Linked DNA regions of Homo sapiens: region 2 is linked to region 1. A link is an interaction called in ENCODE POLR2A ChIA-PET data of the cell type or tissue named here. Cell type or tissue: MCF 10A. All regions are shown on one strand. Each heading gives the region's core, and the rest is flanking DNA. Links, peaks and the distances in the headings are about the cores only.

What was found. ChIA-PET counts read pairs that join two places held together with the same protein. Peaks named below come from ENCODE experiments on the same cell type or tissue, not always from the same donor. Only the 100,000 strongest peaks of a DNase experiment are listed, where the experiment ranks them.
Region 2: POLR2A ChIA-PET joins it to region 1 with 5 read pairs; 2 of 35 experiments call an interaction of 5 or more read pairs at or near these places.

The regions. Positions count from the first base shown.
Region 1 is chr14:74,652,759-74,658,479 of GRCh38, forward strand. LOC105370567 (a long non-coding RNA gene) reads right to left here and starts at 4,766. Exons shown (of 2, transcript XR_007064268.1): 1 at 4,296-4,766; 2 at 1-740. It also overlaps the pseudogene LOC100419503. In MCF 10A, for the core only: no CTCF peak of the experiment used is centred there; a DNase peak (open chromatin) is centred at 2,993.
Region 2 is chr14:74,377,258-74,382,978 of GRCh38, forward strand. It overlaps the pseudogene RPS2P2. Among named protein-coding and RNA genes, the nearest start is that of VRTN, 32 kb to the left of the region's middle. In MCF 10A, for the core only: no CTCF peak of the experiment used is centred there; a DNase peak (open chromatin) is centred at 3,114.

The DNA of each region.
Region 1 (5,721 bases), core at 551-4,550:
CTGCCCTGGAGAGGGAGGTGGAGAATGGAACCCGTACCCTGATTGGGAAACAGAAACCTCAGGAGGCACCAGGCAGCAGGACTGGACAAAGAAGTGCCGGCCAGACTGGCTCCCTGGGGTCCCAGAAGTCACAGACCTACACAATGTCTCCCTGGGTTAGAGGATGAACAGAACACTAGCAACTCTCTTACCAGTGTTCTCCAGACTTGTCTGTCCTGCCCCTAACTCCACCTCCTTTGGGCTTGTGTGAGAAAACGTGTCAGAGCCAATTTGACACCTACATCCATCCACTGGACATGTAATCCTGCGCAACTTACTTCTCTGTACTTCAGTTTCCTCATCTGTAAAATGGGAATAATGATTGTCTTCAGCTTATAGAATGATGTGAATATTAAATGAATTAACACAGACAAAGTGCTTAGAATAGGGCCTGGCACAGAGTAAGCATGTATTAGATGTTGGCTGCTATTATTATTATTATTACAAGAGTTCTGAGATTACTCCCTTAGGCCCCAGTATTTTCCTCTGGGGTGTTTTTTGTCACTTTCTGTCACTTAAAATGGATTGAGATTTTAGGGCAAACACTGGAGAAGCTTCTCAATTCCTCCTAATGGGCCTGCTGAGGGTGCCGTGGCTGACTGTGGGCACCGGCTTGCTGCTCCTCTCCTGGCCGCCTCCAGTTCCAGGCTGCTTTTGCTGCTCTGCCTCACTGGTCTGTTCGGAGTATCCACAGCTGCTAGCTGGAGAAGCGGTGTTAATACCTCATTAGCACCTTCGGCTGCTCCTTGTGGGCACTAATCACTTCAGTTTGCTGCCTCTGGAGTGACTCTGTGCTGCCTTTGAAAAGCAGGCCATGTGATGGCGCAGAGACTTCTCCAGCTGGTCCCAATTCCCTCCCTCAGATTGTTACTTTTACCCAGGAAGTGAAACAACTTACTGTTTACATTTTGTATACACACACACACACAAATATAAAATTTTTTAATAGATCAAATCCTTACTCCTTCATCAGGACCTGAAACTAAACCTGTAAGCAGCTTCTTCCAGAGCCTTCCTCTTCTTCCCCAGTCCACACCTGCAGACCTGCCCCTCACCCGTGCCACCCGCGGTTTGTACAGGAATCAGACAAGAAGGCAAGGGCCCGAATTGGAAGCAGATGTTTGGGACGATGAGTGAGGTTGGGGTGGAGACAATAGGAAGGACGTAGACCCTGCTAGAGCTGCTTGTTGCTCTGACATACCGCCAAGGCTCAGAAAAATAGAGTGACTGTTCCTGGTTAAATACCCAGCTGTTACTCGTGCCAAACTTTCCTGGGCCTCAATCCTCAGAGTCTCTGGCTCTGCTTCCAAAGTTCTCCATATCCTCATGCCAACCACTATCTTGGCCCCTTCTTCCCACCATGCCAAGCCCCCAAGACCAGCCATACCCCTAAAAGTCAGGACTGGAGTTTTACTCACCCCGCCCCACAAAGCTAACCCACGATGCCATTTTTTTGAAGCCTAAACTCAAGATATGGTCTGACAAAAGAGGTTTTGCTGATTCTGGGTGTGAGAGTCTACTGGAAGACATGGCTTGGACGCCAAGACCACAGAGTTTTCAAGGTTTAGAGGGATGATAGGTCAGAATTGTTAAACCAGACCACTGCGGAGTATGCAGATGGGTGGCTGTTGACTGCACCCACTTTAGAACATCTCCAGAGCTGCACATGAGCCTGCCAGGAGCCAACAGCACATTTGTCTACCCTGACTGTGACATAAAATGCTAGATCTATAGGAGAACACCCAAGTTTAATTCCATTGTTTTGATTTTTCAAGGAGACACAAGTTGGCATCATCATGAACAAGGTTTCAGAGAAATCCCATTGGAAAGAGAGGCTAAATAACTGGTTTTCTAAAGGCGATGGCCTGACCCAACCCCTATCCAGAGCTGTGATCCCAGTCAGAAGCTTAGGACATCAACTTTAAGATCTGCCCAATCCCCAGGAGGAATAGATGTCAGCTGCTGTATACGACAGAGAGATAACCAGGGACTCTAGTTTCCTGGTTTAATATTAAGGGAAATTCCACTGAAGCTCAGTGTTTCCACCCATAGTGGTCACAACCAACCAATTTCATGGGTGTTCATAAAATTGATTTGCCTTTTCACGCCTCTGAGTTTATTGGAAATGGTATTCCTTTGACTTTCCTCTGCCACACTGATTATAACCATAGCACAAACCCTTTGATTGCTATTAGTGTTGGAGATACCTCCCTCTCCCCATCCACTCAAGATTCTAATTTCATTCACTGAGCTGCAGGCTATTGGCCAGTTCCCTATTGCCAAAGTCAACACTTCCGGTCTGCTTTGTCTGGGAGAGCAGATTAAAGGGAGAGTGGGCCCTAAGATTACCGAGTCCCCTTTCCCAGGCTGTCCCAGGACCTGCCCAAGTGATGGCCTATTTATGGCACAATAATGCGCTTGCTCCTTGGGTCTCTTGGTTTGGAATCTATCTTTACAAGGGTTCTTTCTTCTCTGAAAATCAACAGGGAGAGAGTAACTTCCCTCTCTGTAGGAAGCTAGACTAATTTCACTTGTAGCAACAGCAACTCTATAATATAGAAAGTCTCCAAATACATAAAGAAATGCTCCCCACCAAGTAAACAGGAGAAACTATTGAAGGGGGGGACAGTGGTGATGGGTTTGGGTGCCCAAGCTTCAGGAGAAGGAAACTCTAAGGAAAATAGATTGTTTATATCTGTCTCCCAAGATTGTAAGCTTCTCAGAGGCCAGGATCACATTCTACCTTGTGTGTCCCTAGCTCCCCGCACAGTGCTTGATACATAGGAAACGTCTGCTGAAATGCAGAGCTGCACAGAACTCAAGAAAAAAAAAGGGAGGCTACAAACCCAGGGATGGAACAGAAATACCTGACTGGGAGGGGAGGAGGTTAGGAAATGAAATGACAACTTAGAGCAGGATTGGACGTAGGAGACCAAGCACAAAATGATGACACACACATAATCTTCCTCTTGCACAATAACACAACATTTTGTTTTCAACATAACATAAAAGCCATCAAAGGCTCTCTAGCTGGCTTGCAAATACTCTGATATCCCTGACTCTGCTAATGGGCAAACAGAGGAATGTCTTGGCAACTCCCTCAAGTGGGAGTTCTGAGGAGAGAGGAAACATTGTTGGTCTGTAGAAGAAGGGAAGATTCAGAAAAACTCCTTTATGTGCAAATCCATAATGCAGGTGAAGTGGGGGGTTGCAGAAAGAGCGACTTCACTCAAGAGAGTTACAGAAACCCCCTCACCCTGGAAAAGATACTATGCTTATGGTTTCAACAGAATAGTTTCATAGTATCTTCACAGTCTTGTTTAGGGTGTGTGTTGTCTCCCTTTAACTCTGGCATTCTTGAAAATGTTTGCTTCCTCAGTGAGATATCCACCAGGAATTTGGCCTTTGCCAAATGGTGCTATTTCATATGAGCAGAGTTTAGAGACAAAAGATTTATTCCAATAAGTCTTTTTCTGCAGACTTAATTACCAGAGATAAACATCAGGGTATTATGTAACATATCTGACCTCATTATTTCATTTGATACCTATTGAGTTTCCACCAAAGCAAGGATACTAAAATTTCAGGGCCTTTTTCCTCAGTTATATCCTCAAGGGTGTCTTGTATTCTTTATATAGAATTCACTTAAACTTGGAAGTCACTTTGCTCATTAGTTGGTAGTCTAAGGAACTTTCTACATGCAAAAGATTCTAAAGCCATTACTAATAGCTGTATCTCTTAAAATCTCTCTACCCTGCATGAGTAGGGCCTTTTCCCATAAATCCCAAATCCCCAAGTGACTGATAGGTAAGCCAAGGTATAAAGTGTTAATCTGTCACACACAGCATCACCAAGTGAACAAGGCAGAGTCAGCGAGCACAGTGGCCCAGTGCCTGGGCTGTTTCTTAGTCTAAACTAATCTGCTAGAGACAAACCAGAAATGTGGAGTTTGGGCTTCGACACGAAACAGACCCATGTTCAAATACAGCTCTACCACTTGCCAGCTAAGAAACCTTGGCAGTTACTTATCCTCTGTGTGCCTCAACTGTGTTTTGTGTAAAATGGAGAAAACAAGACATACCTTGCAGGGTTGTTGTGAATGAGACAATAAATACTAAAGCTCCTAGCATATGGGAAGAGCTAAAAAAAAAAAAAAAAAATGGTAGCTATTATCATGATTCAGTAATCAGGTGAATTAAAGGAAGTCAAGGTTCCTACCACATGACATAGGATTGAGATACAGCTCCCTCAAATACCTCTTCCGTCCTTACAGGATCATGCAAAGGAGGAAGTCTCTTCTGACTTGGTGTCTTCTTCATGAATGTTTGGGCCAGGTGTCTTGAGTACTCATTCTCTCTGGCCTGCCTGGACACGGCAAGGTGAAAAACAGAGTCACCACCCCCTGGGAATTTCCACACCAGTCATCGACTCTAGCATTCTCAACTGCCCCCAGACCCATACAGCCTCCTGCTACAGAAACTACCAGGGCCCTAAGTCACAGTCAGCATGGTAACACACATACTATATATAGGAAAACTTTTTTCCCAAGAACTCTTAAGTTATTAGTCGATTTTCTTAATTGGTTAATAGCATCATTTTGCAGGTCAGGAAACTGATACTGAAAGAAGGTTGTCTTGCCCAAAGTTGAACCACGGGAGTTAAAAATAAAAATATGAACATTTGGCTGGGCCCCATGGCTCATGCTTGTGATCCCAGCACTTTGGGAGGCCGAGGCAGGCGGAATACCTGAGGTCAGGAGTTCAAGACCAGTCTGGCCAACATGGTGAAACCCCGTCTCTACTAAAAACACAAAAATTAGCCAGACATGGTGGCACACACCTGTTATTCGGGAGGCTGAGGCAGGAGAATAGCTTGAACCTGGGAGGTGAAGGTTACGGTGAGCTCTGAGATCATCCCACTGCACTCGAGCCTGGGTGACCAAGTGAGACTCTGTCTCAAAAAAAACAAACAACAAAACAAAAAAACAAAAAAAATTCAAGCCCATCAATTCATGGTTTTCTATCCTTTGAGGGTCCCATTTTGCAAACTTGATGCAAACGTGTCCAACGGTACCTTCTTCGAGAAAACACCCAGTGACACGAGATGCCTATCCTGCAAGGAGTGCTGGAGGCCCAGGGCCCCTAGAGTCAGAAACATAGGATACAAGTAAATTCCTGTCAACAGGATGGACCATCTGGTAGAGGACATAATGAGGTTTATAAAGAAGCCTCCTCTCCTACCTCCAAGACTGACTTCTTCCTAGAGTCATACCTAAAAGATGAACTCCTAAAACCTCACTTGGAAATTTGCCTGGTTTGCCAGGTGAACCTGGTCTCAGGCATTCACAGCCATCACAGACTACAAAAGCCATGGTGGCCTGCTTATTATTGGGTATTCCAGGGAAATAGCAACACAGGCCTCATCTGGATAAACTATCCATCATCTCCCTGAAGGGAGGCTACAAGGGGAACTAGATGGGGAGTCCCACTCTGTTCTTGCAAGGTGACTGGATGCTATGATTCTGTGCTGGTGTGTCTGATCCCTATCCCTAGAGGTACCAACATTGCCACTATCCCATGGTTAAGAAGCTGCTGCTGGCTAGTATTGACAAGTCAGGGCTATATCGACAGCCTGAACAACTGTGCTAAAGCCACCTCTGATACCATATTGAAAAACCTACAG
Region 2 (5,721 bases), core at 685-4,684, 280 kb before region 1:
AAGATTAGCTGAGCATGGTGGCACATGCCTGTAGCTTCAGCTACTTGGGAGGATGAGATGGGAGGATCACTTGAGCCCAGAAGGTTGAGGCTGCAGTGAGCTGTGATTGTGCCACTGCACTCCACTCCAGCCTGGGTGACAGAGTGAGAATCTGTGTCCAAAAATAAAACAAAGGAAAAGGAAAAAGAAACAAACCAAGCAAACCACCATGTATTTTTTCAGAGTGATACCTTCTCGCAGGTCCTTTAGGAAGTATTCCAGAATAACGCATTGATATTGTAGGAGATGACGGCCCCATATGTGTTACTGCCCTTAGAGACCTTCTGGTGGGATGAGATGTGACGGTGGAAGGTGGGAGACACTGATATTGATGATCTGGACCCTGTGTAGGCCTAGGCTAATGTGTATGTTTGTGTCTTTTTTTTTTTTCAGGCTTAATCACTTCATTTTTCTTGTATAAAAACCCTATGTTGTAGCCACAGCTGGAGCCTGGGTCCACTGCACCGAGACTCTAGTGTGGGTCTTGACGAGGTGGTCAGTGAATTCCTGATAGAGAGACTTAGTGAATACAGTCTCCTTCCAGAGGTCGGGGGTCAGGTAGCTGTAGGTTTTAGAGATGGCATCAAAGGTGGCCTTGGCGAAGTTGCCCAGGGTGGCAGTGCAGCCCTGGGCTGAGGTGTAGCAGTCATTGATACCAGCCATCATGAGCAGCTTCTTGGGCACAGGCGCTGAGACAATGCCAGTGCCCCTGGGTGCAGGGATGAGGTGCACCGGCACAGAGCCGCAGCGGTCTGTCATCTTGCAAGGGACGGTGTGGGGCTTGCCAGTCTTGTTCTCCCAGCAGCCTCTGCTTATGGGGACAATGGAGAGCTTGGCCAGGATGATGGCCCCGCAGATGGCAGTGGCCACCTCCTTGGAGCACTTAATACCCAGACCGACGTGGCCATTGTAGTCCCCGATGGCAACAAACGCCTTGAACCTGGTGCGCTGGCCGGCACGGGTCTGCTTCTGGACCGGCATAATCTTCAAAACCTCGTCCTTGAGAGAGGCCCCCAGGGAAAGGTCAATGATCTCAGATTCCTTAATGGGCAGGGAGAAGATATAGATCTCCTTCAGGGACTTGATCTTCATGGCCTTGAGCAAGCGGCCCAGCTTGGTGACGGCATCCACTCCTTATCCTCGGCCTTGCCTCCGCGAGCTCCGCAGCCTTGGCCCCGGCCGCGTCCACGGCCGCGACTCCGGCCCCCGATGCCACTGCCGAAGCCTCCGCGGAAGCCACCATTGTTCCCCATCCCAGTGCCCCCAGGGCCTCCGGGCCCCCGCGCTGCACCGGCATCATCCGCCATTTGTTTTCTCGGATAAGAAGGTTTGTGTCTGTTTTTAACAAAAAAAGTTTAAAATATAAAATGTTTATTTATTTATTTATTTTTGAGTTGGAGTCTTTCTCTGTTGCCCCGGCTGGAGTGCAGTGGCATGATCTCAGCTTACTGCAACCTCTGCCTCCCGGGTTCAAGCGATTCTCCTGCCTCAGCCTCCCAAGTAGCTGGGATTACAGGCACCCATCACCACGCCCGGCTAATTTTTGTATTTTTAGTAGAGATGGGGTTTCACTGTATCGTTCAGGTTGGTCTCGAACTCCTGGCTTCAAGTGATCAACCCACCTTGGCTTCCCAAAGTGCTGGGATTACAGGCGTGAGCCACTGCGCCCAGCCCCCAAAATAATTTTAAACAGAAAAAAAGGCCGGGTGCGGTGGCTCATGCCTGTAATCCCAGCACTTTGGGAGGCCGAGGTGGGCGGATCACGAGGTCAGGAGATCGAGACCATCCTGGCTAACACGGTGAAACCCCATCTCTACTAAAAATTCAAAAAAATTAGCCGGGTGTGGTGGTGGGTGCCTGTAGTTCCAGCTACTCGGGAGGCTGAGGCAGGAGAATGGCGTGAACTTGGGAGGCGGAGCTTGCAGTGAGCCGAGATCGCGCCACTGCATTCCAGCCTGGGCGACAGAGGGGGACTCTGTCTCAAAAAAAAAGAAAAAAAAAGAGAACAGAAAAAAAGTGGCCGGGCGCTGCAGCTCACACCTGTAATCCCACCACTTTGGGAGGCTGAGGTAGATGAATCATGAGCTCAGGAGTTTGAGACCAGCCTGGTCAGCATGGTGAAACCCCATCTATCCTAAAATTACAAAAATTAGCCGGGGGTGGTGGCAGGCGCCTGTAATCCCAGCTACTTGGGAAGCTGAAGCAGGAGAATCACTTTAACCCAGGAGACGGAGGTTTCAGTGAGGTGAGGTTGTGCCACTGCACTCCAGCCTGGGTGACAGAGTGAGACTCTATCTCAAAAGAAAAAGTAAAAAAAAAAGAAAAAATTTAAAAATTAATTTAGTGTAGCCTAAATATACAGCGTTTATATGATCTGGAGTAGAGCACAGTCATGCCCTAAGCCTTTACGGTCACTCACCACTCACTCACTCACTCACCCAGAGCAACTTCCGGTCCTGCAAACTCCCTTCATAGTAAGTGCCCTATACAGGTGTATAATTAAAAAGAAAATATTTTATACCATGGTTTTACTGTACCTCCATGGTTTTACTGTACCTTTTTAAAATAAATAAATTTATCTGAGACAAGATCTCACTCTGTTAACCAGGCTGGAGTGCAGTGGTGGGATCAAGGCTCACTGCAGCCTCAAGTTCCCAAGCTCAAGCAATCTTCTCACCTCAGCCTCCAGAGTAACTGGGACCACAGGTGTGCGCCACCATGCCTAGCTAATTTTTTGATTTTTTTTTTTTTTTTTTTGTAGAGATGAGGTCTCACTATGTTGCCTAGGCTGGTCTTGAACTCCTGGGCTCAAGTAATCCTCCCGCCTTGGCCTCCCAAAGTGTTGGGATTGCAGGTGTAATCCCAACAGCTACTCAGGAGTACAGGCCGTGCCTGGCCTTACTGTACCTTTTCTATGTTTAGATACACAAATACTTATCATTGCATTGTAATTGGCTACAGTGTTCAGTCCAGCAACGTGCGGTATAGATTTGTAGCCTAGGAGCAATAGGCTGTAGCACATAGCCTGCATGTGTAGTAGGCTGCACCACTTAGGTTTGCGTAAGTGCATTCTATCACGTTCGCACAATGACAAAATTACCTAGCATCGAATTTCTTGGAATGTATCACTGTTGTTAAGTAATGCATGACTGTACATACCGAACAGAATGTAAACATATGTTTAGCAAGAATGTGTTTAAGAATATTCATAAAAACTTTTCATAATAACCAAAGGAAATAATCTGAATGCCCGTCAACAGTAGGATGGATAAATAAGCTGTGGTGTAGTTACATAATGGAATGCTACGTGATAATGAGAATGAATGATCTACAGCTATACTCAACAATGTGGATCAATCTTAAAAAAACATGTTGAGCTAAAGAAGCCAGATATGAAAGAGGAGTTATGGTATTATTCCATTTATGTAAAGCACAAAAACAAGCAAAACTAATTTATGCTGTTAGAAGTCAGGATAATGGTCACCTTTGGGGAGAGATAGTACTTGGAAGGAAGCATGAGGGGGCACTTACGGTGTGTTGGAAATGCTCTGGTTTTTTTTTTTTTTTTGAGACAGAGTCTTGCTGTGTCGCCTAGGCTGGAATGCAATGGCACATCTCGGCTCACTGCAGTCTCCGCCTCCTGGGTTCAAGCGATTCTCCTACCTCAGCCTCTCGAGTGGCTGGGATTACAGGAGCATGCCACTATGCCTGGATACCTTTTGTGTTTTTAGTAGAGACGGGGTTTCACCACATTGGCCAGGCTGATCTCGAACTCCCGACCTCGTGATCCTCCCACCCCAGCCACCCAAAGTGCTGGGATTACAGGCATGAATCACCGCGCCCGGCCATGCTCTGTATTTTTTTTTAGAGACAGGGCTCACTCTGTCAGAGCTCACTGGAGCCCTAAATTTCTGGGGCTCAAGTGATCCTCCCGTCTTAGCCTCCCAAGTAGCTGGGATTATAGGCATGTGCCACTACCCTTGCCAGAAATGCTGTTTCTTAAACCAAATTCTAGTACATGGGTGTGTTCAGTTTGTGAGAATTTGCCAAGCTGTATACTTGTGTTTGGGTACTTTATGTATATGTCAATAAAAAGTTTAAAAAAAAAAAAAAAAACCCAGGCCGGGCGCGGTGGCTCACACCTGTAATCCCAGCACTTTGGGAGGCCGAGGCGGGTGGATCACGAGGTCAGGGGTTCGAGACCAGCCTGACCAACATGGTGAAACCCTGTCTCTACTAAAAATACAAAAATTAGCTGGGTGTAGTGGCGGGCGCCTGTAATCCCAGCTACTCAGGAGGCTGAGGCAGGAGAATTGCTTGAACCTGGGAGGCGGAGGTTGCAGCGAGCTGAGATCGCGCCACTGCATTCCAGCCTGGCGACAGAGCGAGACTCCGTCTCCAAAAAAAAAAAAAAACAAACAAACCCCAGATTCCTGGGTTGAGAAATGCCATTAAGAAAACAAACAGGCAAGCTACAAATTGGGAAAAAATATTCGTAAAACATACCTGACAAAGAACTGGTAGACAGGATATAAGAGAATTTCTGCAACTTAATAAAGACAAATGACTCAATTACAACAAAATTGACAAAAAATATGAACCGACACTTCACAAAAAAAGATATACATGTGGCCAATAAGTACATGAAATTGTGCTCAAAATCGTAAGACACAAGGGAAATGAAAATTAAAATCACAATGAGGGCCAGGAGTGGTGGCCCACATCTGTAATCCCCTCACTTTGGGAGGCTGAGGTGGGAGGATCACTTGAGGCCAGGAGTTTGACACCAGCCTGGGCAAAATAGGGAGACCCGACCCCCCCCCGCCGCCTCTACAAAAACAAACAAACAAACAAACAAACAAAAAACCCACAATGAGATAGGCTGGCTGAAATTTTTTTTTTTGAGACAGGGTCTTGCTCTGTCACCCAGACTGAAGTTCAGTGACACAATCGTGGGTCACTGCAGCCTCAACCTCTTGGGCTCAAGTGATTCTCCCACCTCAGTCCCCCAAGTAACTGGGGCTAATTTTTTAGAGAGACAAGGTCTCACTATATTGCCCAAGCTAGTCTTGAGCTCCTTAGCTCAAGGCAATCCTCCCACCTCAGCCTCCTGAAGTGCTGGGATTACAAGCATGAGCCACCACACCTGGCCCACAGCTAAACTTAAGAAAGACTGGTAAGACTAAATATGAGGATATGGAGCAACTGGAACTGTCATACATTGTTGATGGGAAAGGCTTGGGAGTTTCTTTTTTTTTTTCCTTTTTTTTTTTTTGAGACAGAGTCTCGCTGTGTGCCCAGGCTGGAGTGCAGTAGCACGATCTCGGTTTACTGCAAGCTCTGCCTCCCGGGTTCATGCCATTCTCCTGCCTCAGCCTCCCGAGTAGCTGGGACTACAGGTGCCCGCCACCATGCCCGGCTAATTTTTTGTATTTTTAGTAGAGACGGGTTTTCACCCTGTTAGCCAGGATGGTCTCCATCTCCTGACCTCGTGATCCACCTGCCTCGGCCTCCCAAAGTGCTGGGATTACAGGTGTCAGCCACCGTGCCTGGCCCGGGAGTTTCTTAAAAAAACTAAATATATGCTTACCCTCTGACTCAATATTTTCACCTCTAGGTATTTACCTGAGAGAAAAGAAAATATATTTCCACAAAAAATATTGTATAAGAATGTTAATGGAA